Linked DNA regions of Homo sapiens: region 1 is linked to region 2. Evidence: read pairs that join two places in POLR2A ChIA-PET (ENCODE). Cell type or tissue: Panc1. All regions are shown on one strand. Each heading gives the region's core, and the rest is flanking DNA. Links, peaks and the distances in the headings are about the cores only. Region 1 overlaps IGHMBP2 (immunoglobulin mu DNA binding protein 2). Region 2 holds the start of LOC124902701 (a long non-coding RNA gene).

Evidence for each region. ChIA-PET counts read pairs that join two places held together with the same protein. Peaks named below come from ENCODE experiments on the same cell type or tissue, not always from the same donor. Only the 100,000 strongest peaks of a DNase experiment are listed, where the experiment ranks them.
Region 1: POLR2A ChIA-PET joins it to region 2 with 11 read pairs; 12 of 35 experiments call an interaction of 5 or more read pairs at or near these places.

What each region holds. Positions count from the first base shown.
Region 1 is chr11:68,914,697-68,919,979 of GRCh38, reverse strand. IGHMBP2 (immunoglobulin mu DNA binding protein 2) reads right to left here. Exons shown (of 15, transcript NM_002180.3): 6 at 4,957-5,157; 7 at 2,097-2,244. Among named protein-coding and RNA genes, the nearest start is that of IGHMBP2, 13 kb to the right of the region's middle. In Panc1, for the core only: no CTCF peak of the experiment used is centred there; no DNase peak of the experiment used is centred there.
Region 2 is chr11:69,036,608-69,042,057 of GRCh38, reverse strand. It overlaps LOC124902701 (a long non-coding RNA gene), which reads left to right and starts at 1,153. Exons shown (of 2, transcript XR_007062753.1): 1 at 1,153-1,527; 2 at 4,573-5,042. LOC124902702 (a long non-coding RNA gene) reads right to left here and starts at 4,122. Exons shown (of 3, transcript XR_007062754.1): 1 at 3,969-4,122; 2 at 1,328-1,487; 3 at 1-1,116. RefSeq lists enhancers at 1,002-1,501, 1,502-2,003. In Panc1, for the core only: no CTCF peak of the experiment used is centred there; no DNase peak of the experiment used is centred there.

The DNA of each region.
Region 1 (5,283 bases), core at 284-5,283, 120 kb after region 2:
TACAATTAATGCTACTGTACTACAGACTTAAAAAGGGTTACGATGGTAAATTTTACAGGTTTTTGACCATAATGAAAAGAAAAGCAAGCTGAAATGCTGAAATGATTATTTTAATGTCAGACAAAGTAGATTTCAAAAAAAGAATATTATCAGGGATAAAGAAGGTCATTTCATAATGATAAATTTGTTAATTAATCAAGAAAACATAGCCCCACATTTATGACCCCAGTAAAAGAGTTTCCAAAGATATGAAGCAAAAACCAATAGAACTGCAGGAAAAACAGACATGTCCAGTTATATTCAGAGATTTCAACGTCCCTCTCTCAATACAGCAGACTTGAACCACATCATCAACCATCATGATCTGACTACTTACAGAACACTCAATAAAATCAGAACACACGTTCTATCAAGTGTGCATGGAACACTCACAAAGACAGAGACCAGATTCTGGACCATAAAGTAAGTCTCGATGAACTATCCAAGTCATGAGAGTATGTCCTCTGACCACATGGAACTAAATTAGAAACCAATAACAGAAAGTAAGCCAGGTGCAGTGGCACATGCAGGGAGCCCCAGCTCCTCAGGAGGCTGAGCTGGGAGAATCACCTGAGCCCAGGAGTTTGAGTCCAGCCTGGGCAACATAGTGAGATCCCATATGGGGATGGGGATAGGGAAGGCGACGGGGATGGGGATGGGGACAGGGATGAGGAGAGGAGAGAAGAAGAGAGGAGAGGAGAGGAGAGGAGCAACACAGTGAGATCCCACACAGGACGGGGACGGGGACGGGGAGGGGAGGGGAGAGGAGAGGAGAGATCAACAACAGAAAGATATCTGGACATTTCCCAACTATCTAGAAACTATATAACACTTCTAAAAAACCAAAAGGCAAATGAGATAGCATTTTGAAATGAATGAAATATAACAGATCAGAATTTGTGGGATGCCACAAAAGCAGTACTTAGGGAGACATTTATGGAGCTAAATGCTCGTATCAGAAAAAAAGAAAGGTCTCAAATCAATGATCTCAGCTTCTACATTAAGAAGCAAGAAAAAGAACAAGCCCAAGAAAACAGAAAACGATAAAGATCAATGTGGAAATACATGAAACAGAAAAACAATAGAGAAAAAGCAAAAGCTGGTTCTTTGGGAAGATCAATTGAAACCTGCAGCCAGGCCGGGCGCGGTGGGTCCACCTGTAATCCTAGCACTTTAGGAGGCTGAGGCAGGGGGATCCCTTGAGCCCAGGAGTTTGAGACCAGCCTGGGCAACATAGTGAGACCCTGTCTCTTTTTTTGTTTTGCTTTGTTTTTTTGGTTTTGGGGTTTTTATTTTTTTGAGGCGGAGTCTTGCTCTGTCACCCAGGCTGGAGTGCAGTGGCGCGATCTTGGTTCACTGCAACCTCCACCTCCAGGATTCAAGCAATTCTCCTACCTCAGCCTCCCAAGTAGCTGGAATTACAGGTGCATACCACAACTCCTGGCTAATTTTTGTATTTTTAGTAGAGATGGGGTTTCACCATGTTGGCTAGGCAGGTCTCAAACTCCTGACCTCAGGTGATCCACCCGCATTGGCATCCCAAAATGCTGGGATTACAGGTGTGAGCCACTGCGCCTGGCAGAGACCCTGTCTCTTAAAATATATATGTATGTATATATAAAATCTAAATTTAAAAAAAAAAACCCTCCAGCCAGAAGAGCAGGAAAAAAAAGAGCACACAAACCAGTATCAGGAATAATACAGGTTATATCATGACAGATCCTGCAGACAGTAAAAGAAGAATAAGGGCATATTAGGAACCACTTCATGCCTCTAAATTCAACCGTTTAGATAAAATGGACAAACTTCTTGAAAGCTACAAGCTCATGGAAGAAAAACAACCTGAACAGCCCTTTATCTATTGAAGAAGTTGAATTTGTAGTTCAAAACCTCTCCATGAAGAAAACTGCAGGTACGGAGGCCTTCCCTAGTGAACCCTACCCAACTTTTAAGAAAGAAATACCAATTCTAAACAAACTCTTCCAGAAAACAGAAGAGGGAACACACCCCAACTCCTTCTTCGAGGCCACACAGGCAGGATGGAGACGCCCCCTCACCTGTGTTTGTTGCAAGGACCACGTTTGCCGAAGTGAGGCTCTCGAGCATAGCTGCTTCTTCCCTCTCCTTCAGTTCTTTTCTTAACAGCTTAATTTCATTTCGAAAATTACTTTTCTCTCTCTTATCCTGGGTCTTTTTGTTTTTCACCTATAAAGAAAAACAAAGGAGATACACTTACTTCAGTCCAACTTTGTACTTCTTCAACTCTATTTATGAAGTGCTTCTATCATTCAGTCCAGTTCAATAAACTCCGTAAAAAACACTCAGAAATCTTCCTTGAAAGAGACACAGATACACACACGCAACTAAGCACCTTACATCCTCACTTGCCTTGAAGTCACAGGAAGAGACATTTTAAGTCCTGGAAAGAGACCACGTTTTTAACTCAGAGGAGACCAGAAATTGGACCAGCCCTGCCCTGCACACAGGCATTTGATCTTGGGGAAGAAAAAGCGCTTGCCCGCCCCAGGATTTGGGTTGTAGGAGCTTACGAATAGAGAGACTGAGCTTCACATATTATTCTACATTTTTCAAGAGATTAAAAAAAATTTTTTCAACCCATAATCAAAACCTCAACTTACTTTAATATCTCAAAAAGATGGAACTGGTCAGGCGCGGTGGCTCATGCCTGTAATCCCAGCACTTTGGGAGCCCGAGGCAGGCAGATCACGAGCTCAGGAAATCGAGACCAGCCTGGCCAACACAGTGAAACGCTGTCTCTACTAAAAATACAAAAAATTAGCTGGGCATGGTGTGTGCCTGTAATCCCAGCTACTCGGGAGGCTGAGGCAGGAGAATTGCTTGAACCCAGGAGGCGGAGGTTGCAGTGAGCCGAGATTGCACCACTGCACTCCAGCCTGGGCGACAGAGCAAGATTCTTTAAAAAAAAAAAAAAAAAAAAAAAAAAGATGTAACCTTTCCTTATTTGTGATTTCTACTTTGGGGGATGGAGTTTTAGCAGGGGTGACAGGAGGTATTTTACTGTGTATAATTTACAGAGAAAGAAAATCCTCAAAAGCACCAATTTCAACAGGAAATGAAATCACCCACATTTGTGATGAGCAAACATCATGCATATTCCTCCACCACCTCGAACCTGCATGACATGCATCTATCCTTCCTCCCCCTCCCAGCAGGCGGCCCATCCCCACGCTGCCATGCAAGCAGCCACGCAAGCAGCCTCGATGCCACGGGCCCATAGCAAAGACTGGCTCCCAGCACCCTCTCTGCTGCCGCCACTCCTCCGAGGTTAGGACACCGAGGGTGCAGGTGCTGACCGTAAGCACACAGGACAAGATGTGAGCACAGACATTAGAGCAAAGACTGGCTCCAGCACCCTCCCTGCTGCCATCACTCCTCTGAGACTAAGACACCAAGGAGTACCAGTACCGACAGTGAGCACACAGGACAGGACGTGAGCACAGACACTACAACAAAGCGTCCACGGGAGAACCAAAGAGCTCAAAAGTGTCGGAGTGTCGGGCTGGGGGGAAAAGGCCCTCTCAAATGGAAGAAACCTACCACCACCCTACTTCTCCAGCCGACTGGTGTCCTCTTTCACAAGGAGAAGGTGGAATGGACGGAAAGCTCTAGGAGGATGCCAATTTTTTCAATGTTTATGTTCAGGCTACTTTTCTCCCATTGCCACTACTAGCAAGACAACAGGACCAGACAGAAAGACACCCAGGAAAATGTTTGGTTTTTTTTTTGAGACGGAGTCTTGCTTTGTCACCGAGGCTGGAGTGCAGTGGAGTGACCATGGCTCACTGCAACCTCCACCTCCCAGGTTCAAGAGATTCTCCTGCCTCAGCCTCCCAAGTGGCTGGGAATACAGGTGCCCGCCACCATGCTCAGCTAATTTTTGTATTTTTAGTAGAGACGGGGTTTCACCATGTGGGCCAGGCTGGTCTCGAACTCCTGACCTCAACTGTTCCGCCCACCTCGGCCTCCCAAAGTGCTGGGATTGCACGTGTGAGCCACTGTATCCGGCCGGAAAATGTTTTCTTTACAATTCCTCACACCTACTAACCAAGTGCTCTGAAGACAGTTGAGACTCTGTTAAATGCTAAGTATAGTTCTCTATCAAAAATGGGCAGCCCTGGCTGGGTACAGTAGCTCACACCTGTAATCCAGCACTTTGGGAGGCTGAGGCGGGTGGATCACTTGAGGTTAGGAGTTCGAGACCAGCCTGGCCCACATGGCGAAACCCCCGTCTCTACTAAAAATAAAAAAATTGGTTGGGTGTGGTGGCACATGCCTGTAGTCCTAGCTACTTGGGAGGGTGAGGCACAAGAATCACTTGACCCCGGGAGGCGGAGCCTGCAGTGAGCCAAGACAGCAGCACTACACTCCGGCCTGGGTGACAGAGCGAGACTCCATCTCAAAAAAAAAAACAAAAACAAAGGCCAGGCATGGTGGCTCACGCCTGTAATCCCAGCACTTTGAGAGGCCGAGGCGGGCAGAGCACCTGAGGTCAGGAATTCAAGACCAGCCTGACCAGTATGATGAAACCCTGTCTCAACTAAAAATAGAAAAATTAGCCAGGCGTGGTGACACGCACCTGCAGTCCCAGCTACTAGGGAGGCTGAGGCAGGAGAATCGCTTGAACCCAGGAGGCAGAGGTTGCAGTGAGCCGAGATTGCACCACTGCACTCCAGCCTGAGCAATGAGAGCAAAACTCTGTCACAAAAAAAAAAAAAAAAAAAAAAAAAAAAAAGGGCAGCCCAATTTTTAAAATTATTAAAGGAATCGACAGAAGCAAGAGAAGGTCAAGAGGAATGCAGACAGATAAATTTGCTCCTTAAAAAGACTGCAGATCAGAAGCCCACGCCCCACATGGACACTGGCCATGACACCTACAAAGACCTGGTCGATGTCCTTCCTGATATCTGCAACAATCTGGGCACTGTCGCTCCGCGCTAAAACCGCATCCAGGGAGTGCTGCTGAATGGACTCCAGGAGGCGGGCAGGGTGTCCCAGGCGCAGAATCCGCTGCTTACACAGAGCCAGGCGCTCCACCAGATTGTCCACGGCGATGTTGGAGGGGGCGCAGCACAGAACCTGGGAACCGCAAGTTAGGATCTGGTCATTTACTTTGTAATCAAACCACTGAAGTTGACACTAAAACAACAAAAAGCCTTAAAGGTAGAAAGAAGCACAAGGCATGTACACACGTGCTCTCAATCA
Region 2 (5,450 bases), core at 271-5,270:
ACCCATCTGTACCTCTGTTTATCTTACGGTTCTCTTCAAATTGATTTACATTGATTCATTTTCTCTACTTAGTTTCATTGCAAGTAATAAAACACTAAAACTCAATTTGATGTGTTAGTTCTATTTTTCTAAGAGATGTTAAAATAAATATGTGTATTAGTTATCTATGGCCATATAACAACCCCAAAACCTAGTGGTTTAAAACAATGCTGATTATCTCCTAGTTTTTCTTAGGCAGGAATCTGAATGCAGCTTGGCTGAGTGCCTCAGACTCTGGGTCTCCCAAGAGCTTGTAATCAAGGTGTCAGCCAGGGCTGCAATCATCGCAAGGTCTCTGACCTGTCTTTACTCACATCTCTGACACCAAGTGTGTGGGATATTTTTTCCCACACACCAACCAACTCTCTGGACGCCAAGTGAGTGTTCTACAATTCCATTTAATTCTGACACTATCTTCCTGGAGTTAATGCAGATCCCACATGTTAAGGGATCCCACAAGACTGCCTCCACTTCAGATGTCAGTTGAAAGTCCAGGGCCTCCTGCACTAATGACAGACCAGCTATACATTGAAGGTTCCCACAATCTCCTCCTCAAGTTAAATAATTTGCTAGAATGGCTCATAGAACTCAGGAAAACAATCTACATACCATTACCAGTTTATTATAATGGATACAACTCAGGAAAAGCCAAATCGAAGAGATGTATAATCGAGGTATGGGAGAGGGGCTCCATGCCCTCTCTGGGCCCACCACCCTCCCAGAGCCTCCATATGTCCACCAAACCAGCTCTCTGTATTCTGTTGTTCTCATGAGACCCAATGTTTTTATGGAGGTTCCATCACATAGTCATGCTTGGCTGAATCATTGGCCATGGGTGATTGAACTCAATCTCTGGCCCCTCTCTCCTCCCTGGAGGTTGGGGGTGAGGCTGAAAGTTGCAACCCTCAATCACGTGGTTGGTTCCTCTGGCTACCAGCCCCCAACCTCCATGAGTCACCTCATTAGAATAAACTCAAGTATGGTTGAAGGGGGCTTATTATGAGTAACAAAAGACACTTCTCTCACCCCTTTTACTTAGGAAATTCCAGTGGTTTTAGAAACTCTATGCCAGGAACCCTAGATGAAAACCAGATATACACTCTTTATTATATTACAATAGCACAAAGCTGCCCCAGGGAAGGGTCCTCTTCCAAGCTTGCTCAGTGGCTGTGGGCTGGATTGAGCTCTTCACTAGCTACTGAACTGAGGGCCTCAGTTTCTCAGAGGCTGTTACCCAAAGGCCTCCCTCAGCTCCCTGCCATATGGGCCTCTCCACAGGGCAACTCACCATATGGTGGCTGGCTTCACCAGAGCAAGCAAACAAGAAGAGCCCGAGAGAAGACTAACAAGCTGGAAGTCACCATCCGTCCAACCTAATCTCGGAAGTGACATCTCATCACTCTTGCTGTATTCTATCAGGTAGAAGCAAGTCACCAGGTCCAGCCCACCTGCAAGGGGAGGGAAGAGCAAAGCTGTGACCACCAAGAGGTAGGAGTCCTTGGGGGTCATCTTAGAAGGTGGCCTACCACAATATGTAGTGTGGAAGTTTACAGTGGTGAGACTTTAGGCCTGCTCCTATGCCTCCTAAGATCCCACACCCCACTTCCCATCTGGTTCTCACAGCCAGCCTGTGAGCCAAGGACACTGTCACTCTTCTTAGTTGGCAGATGAGAAAGTCGAGGCTAGAGGGACTTTGTGACGTTGCATCGCCCAGAGGGCTGGTGGCACAGTGTCTGGAAGCAGCCCTGGTATGTCATCCACTGCTTCACACGAGGCCAGGGCCCACCCAGGGTAGGATGATGTCAGGAGGGTGAGGCTGACCCAGGCCGGTTGATGTAGTTTGGCTGTGTCGCCACCCAAATCTCACCTTGAATTATAGTTCCCATAATCCCTATGTTGTGGGAGGGACCCAGTGAAAGGTAATTGAATCATGGGGGCAGTTACCCCCATGCTGCTGTTCTTGTGGTAGTGAGTCCTCATGAGATCTGATGGTTTTATAAGTGGGGCTTTTCCCCCTTTTACTCGGCACTTCTCCTTGCTGCTGCCACGTGAAAAAGGACATATTTGCTTTCCCTTCCGCCATGATTGTAAGTTTCCTGAGGTCTCCCCAGCCATGCTGAACTGTGAGTCAATTAAACCTCTTTCCTTTAGAAATTACCCAGTCTCAGGTATGTCTTTATTAGCAATGTGAGCATGGACTAATACACTGGTCAACCCACAGCAGCTCGCTGGGATTGTCAGAGGCATCCTAATCAGAGTGACTCCATCTTGAATAAAGGCCAGATAAGGCCAAACCTACTGGGTTACATTCCAGGGGGTTGGGCTGTCTTGCCCACAAGATGTTTTTTATGGTTGAGAGAAAGAGTTGATGATGCTAACTAACTGAAGACCCAGAACTGATGGAAATGCCCCAATCTTTCAAGAACAAAAAGCATTCTTGGGTTAAGAATAAGTTTTTCTTGCCAGGCATGTGGCTTGCTCCTGTAATCCCAGCACTTTGGGAGGCCAAGACAGGTGGATTGCTTGAGCCCAGGAGTTCGAGCCCAGCCTGGGCAACATAGTGAAACCCTAACTCTGCAAAAACATTAAAAATTAGCCAGGCGTAGTGGTGCATGCCGGTAGTTCCAGTTACTCAGGATACTGAGCCGGGAGGACTGCTTGAGCCCAGGAGGCGGAGGTTGTAGTGAGCTGATATTGCACCACTGCACTCCAGCCTGGGCTACGAAAAAAAAAAGAAGAAGAAGAAGTGGTTTTTCTTTTCTTTTTTTTTGAGACGGAGTCTCACTCTACCACCCAGGCTGCAGCGCAGTGGCACAATCTTGGCTCACTGCAAGCTCCGCCTCCCAGGTTCAACTGATTCTCCTGCCTCAGCCTCCCAAGTAGCTGGGATAATAGGTGCCTGCCACTGTGCCTGGCTAATTTTTGTAGAGACGGGGTTTCACCATCTTAGCCAGACTGGTCTTAAACTCCTGACCTGGTGATCCACCTGCCTCAGCCTCCCAAAGTGCTGGGATTACAGGTGAGCCACTGGGCCCAGCCAGAAGAAGTTTTTCTTAAAGATAATAGTACACTGGTAAATTCTTATTAAAATCAGTAGTAACATAGGAAAATAATGCTAATAGTCTGTCACAAGCTGATCACAAGCCTTTGTAATAAAGCACACTGTTTTTAACAGCCTGTATAAGCAAGCACTATGTTTAAGATAGAAGCATTCCTCCTCTTGCTTCCTGAGGAGGCCCTACTCTGCAATGAGTGATTTCTTTTTTTTTTTTTTTTTTTTTTTTGAGACGGAGTCTTGCTCTGTCCCCCAGAGTGGAGTGCAGTGGCACAATCTCGGCTCACTGCAACTTCTGCCTCCCGGGTTCAAGCGATTCTCCTACCTCAGCCTCCCAAGTAGCTGGGATTACAAGCGCCCGCCACCACGCCCAGCTAATTTTTGTTTTTAGGAGAGATAGGGTTTCACCATGTTGGTCAGGTTGGTCTCAAACTCTTGACCTCAGGTGATCTGTCTGCCTCGGCCTCCCAAAATGCTGGGATTACAGGCACAAGCCACTGCTCCCGGCCTAGAGTGGTTTCTTTGGTTTCTTTTTTTGTTTTTTGAGATGGAGTCTCACTCTGTCGCCCAGGCTGGAGTGCAGTGGCGTGATCTTGGCTCACTGCAAGCTCTGCCTTCTGGGTTCACGCCATTCTCCTGCCTCATCCTCCCGAGTAGCTGGGACTACAGGCGCCCGCCACTGCGCCCGGCTAATTTTTTGTATTTTTAGTAAAGACGGGGTTTCACCATGTTAGCCAGGATGATCTCGATCTCCTGACCTCGTGATCCACCCCCCTTGGCCTCCCAAAGTGCTGGGATTACAGGCACGAACCACCGCGCCCGGCCGAGTGGTTTCTAATAAACTGTTTTAACTTTACTATACTCTGCGACTCACCCTGAATTCTTTCCCACGAGAGATCCAAGAACACACTCTTGGGGTCTAGGACAAGACCCCTCTTCTGGGAATAGGATTGCCGTCCAAGTCCCCAACACAGCGGCTTCCTCTTGCGAAGGAGACTGGCCCAGCTGTGTGAGCCAGTGTTGTGTGAGGTCGATGAGAAAGGGGGTCCCTGGCACAGAAACCCCATTCCCTACCCTCCCCCTAGGCTAGAAAACAACCCAGGAGAGTCATAAGAGTACTCTGTCCTCCTCTTCCCCCCGCCCCGCTACCCCATAAATGAACCAAGAACGACCCTCACAGCACAGCTGCACTCTCCAATGTGGCTTTTGTTGCCCGTCACGCATGTCTTTTGGAACCAGCAGTGGAGAAAGACTTATTCTTGGTGGGGACAGTGATGTTGGCTCAGCCTGAGGGTCCCTTATGTCCTGCCAAGGCCGAGGGCTGGTGCCATCGACTGGGAGCTTTTTCTCCCAAGGCACTCAGAGGTTGCACCTAACTTGGTTTGAATATCAGAAATACCTCCCTGGGTTTCCAAAAACTGCCCCAGTTGTGTTACTTTGGCCAAAGTGCCCATCATCTCTCCCCCTTTATTTTATAGGAGGAAGAAATGATGTCTTCCGGGGAGGCTGCCGGGGCTTCTGTGAGGTCCAGCAATGAGTTGGAGGCACCAGCACTGCACTGAAATCAATGTCTCCCAAGACGGAGAATGCCTGGGGAGGCAGGAGCTCCGCTCCCCTGCAGGAACCTCCCAAGAAGGACCCGAGCGTCCCCGCAGCCTGGAGACTGGCCGTCTGCGGTTGAGCACCCGGGACCTGCTCCAGGTGCTTCTTGGCCATATTTACTTCCCCGGCTCCGGGTGCGTCAGGCCGACTGCCCACGTGCAGCTGGGTTTCCTCTGTTTAGCTGCATCCACAGGGGTCATGTATCCGTATCGGTCTTTCTAAGGGGAGCTCTGTGGTTTTATTCATTCATTCATTCATTCATTCACCCACGCATCTACTGAGCACCTACTACATATCATGAACTGTCCTAGGCACTAATGAATAACACCAAACGTGCTCATTGTAACAGTCTCTGATGATTGCTAAGATCACGTGGAAGAAAGCAAAAACCGTCAGCCTCATGGTCATGTGAGCAAAGCCTGTGCCCTGACCCACCCACCGCCAGCCCCATGAGCTCTGGCAACCCCAGGATCTCACTGAGCCTCGGTTTCTGTATCTGTAGAATGGGGATAATGATGGTGAGGGCCCAGGTTTGCAGACAGAAGGGACATGCGGTAGGGCCCCAGGCCAGGTTTCTGCCCTCCCACCCCCTTCCCTTCATGCCCATTCTCTGGGAGAAAAAAAAAAATGCTGTTTTAAAATCACCAGGTATTCTCCAATCCCTTGGGAGGCCAAGGCAGGAGGAGCACTTGGGCCCAGGAGTTCAAACCCAGCCTGGGCAACATAGGGAGACCCCATCGCTATAAAAAATTTT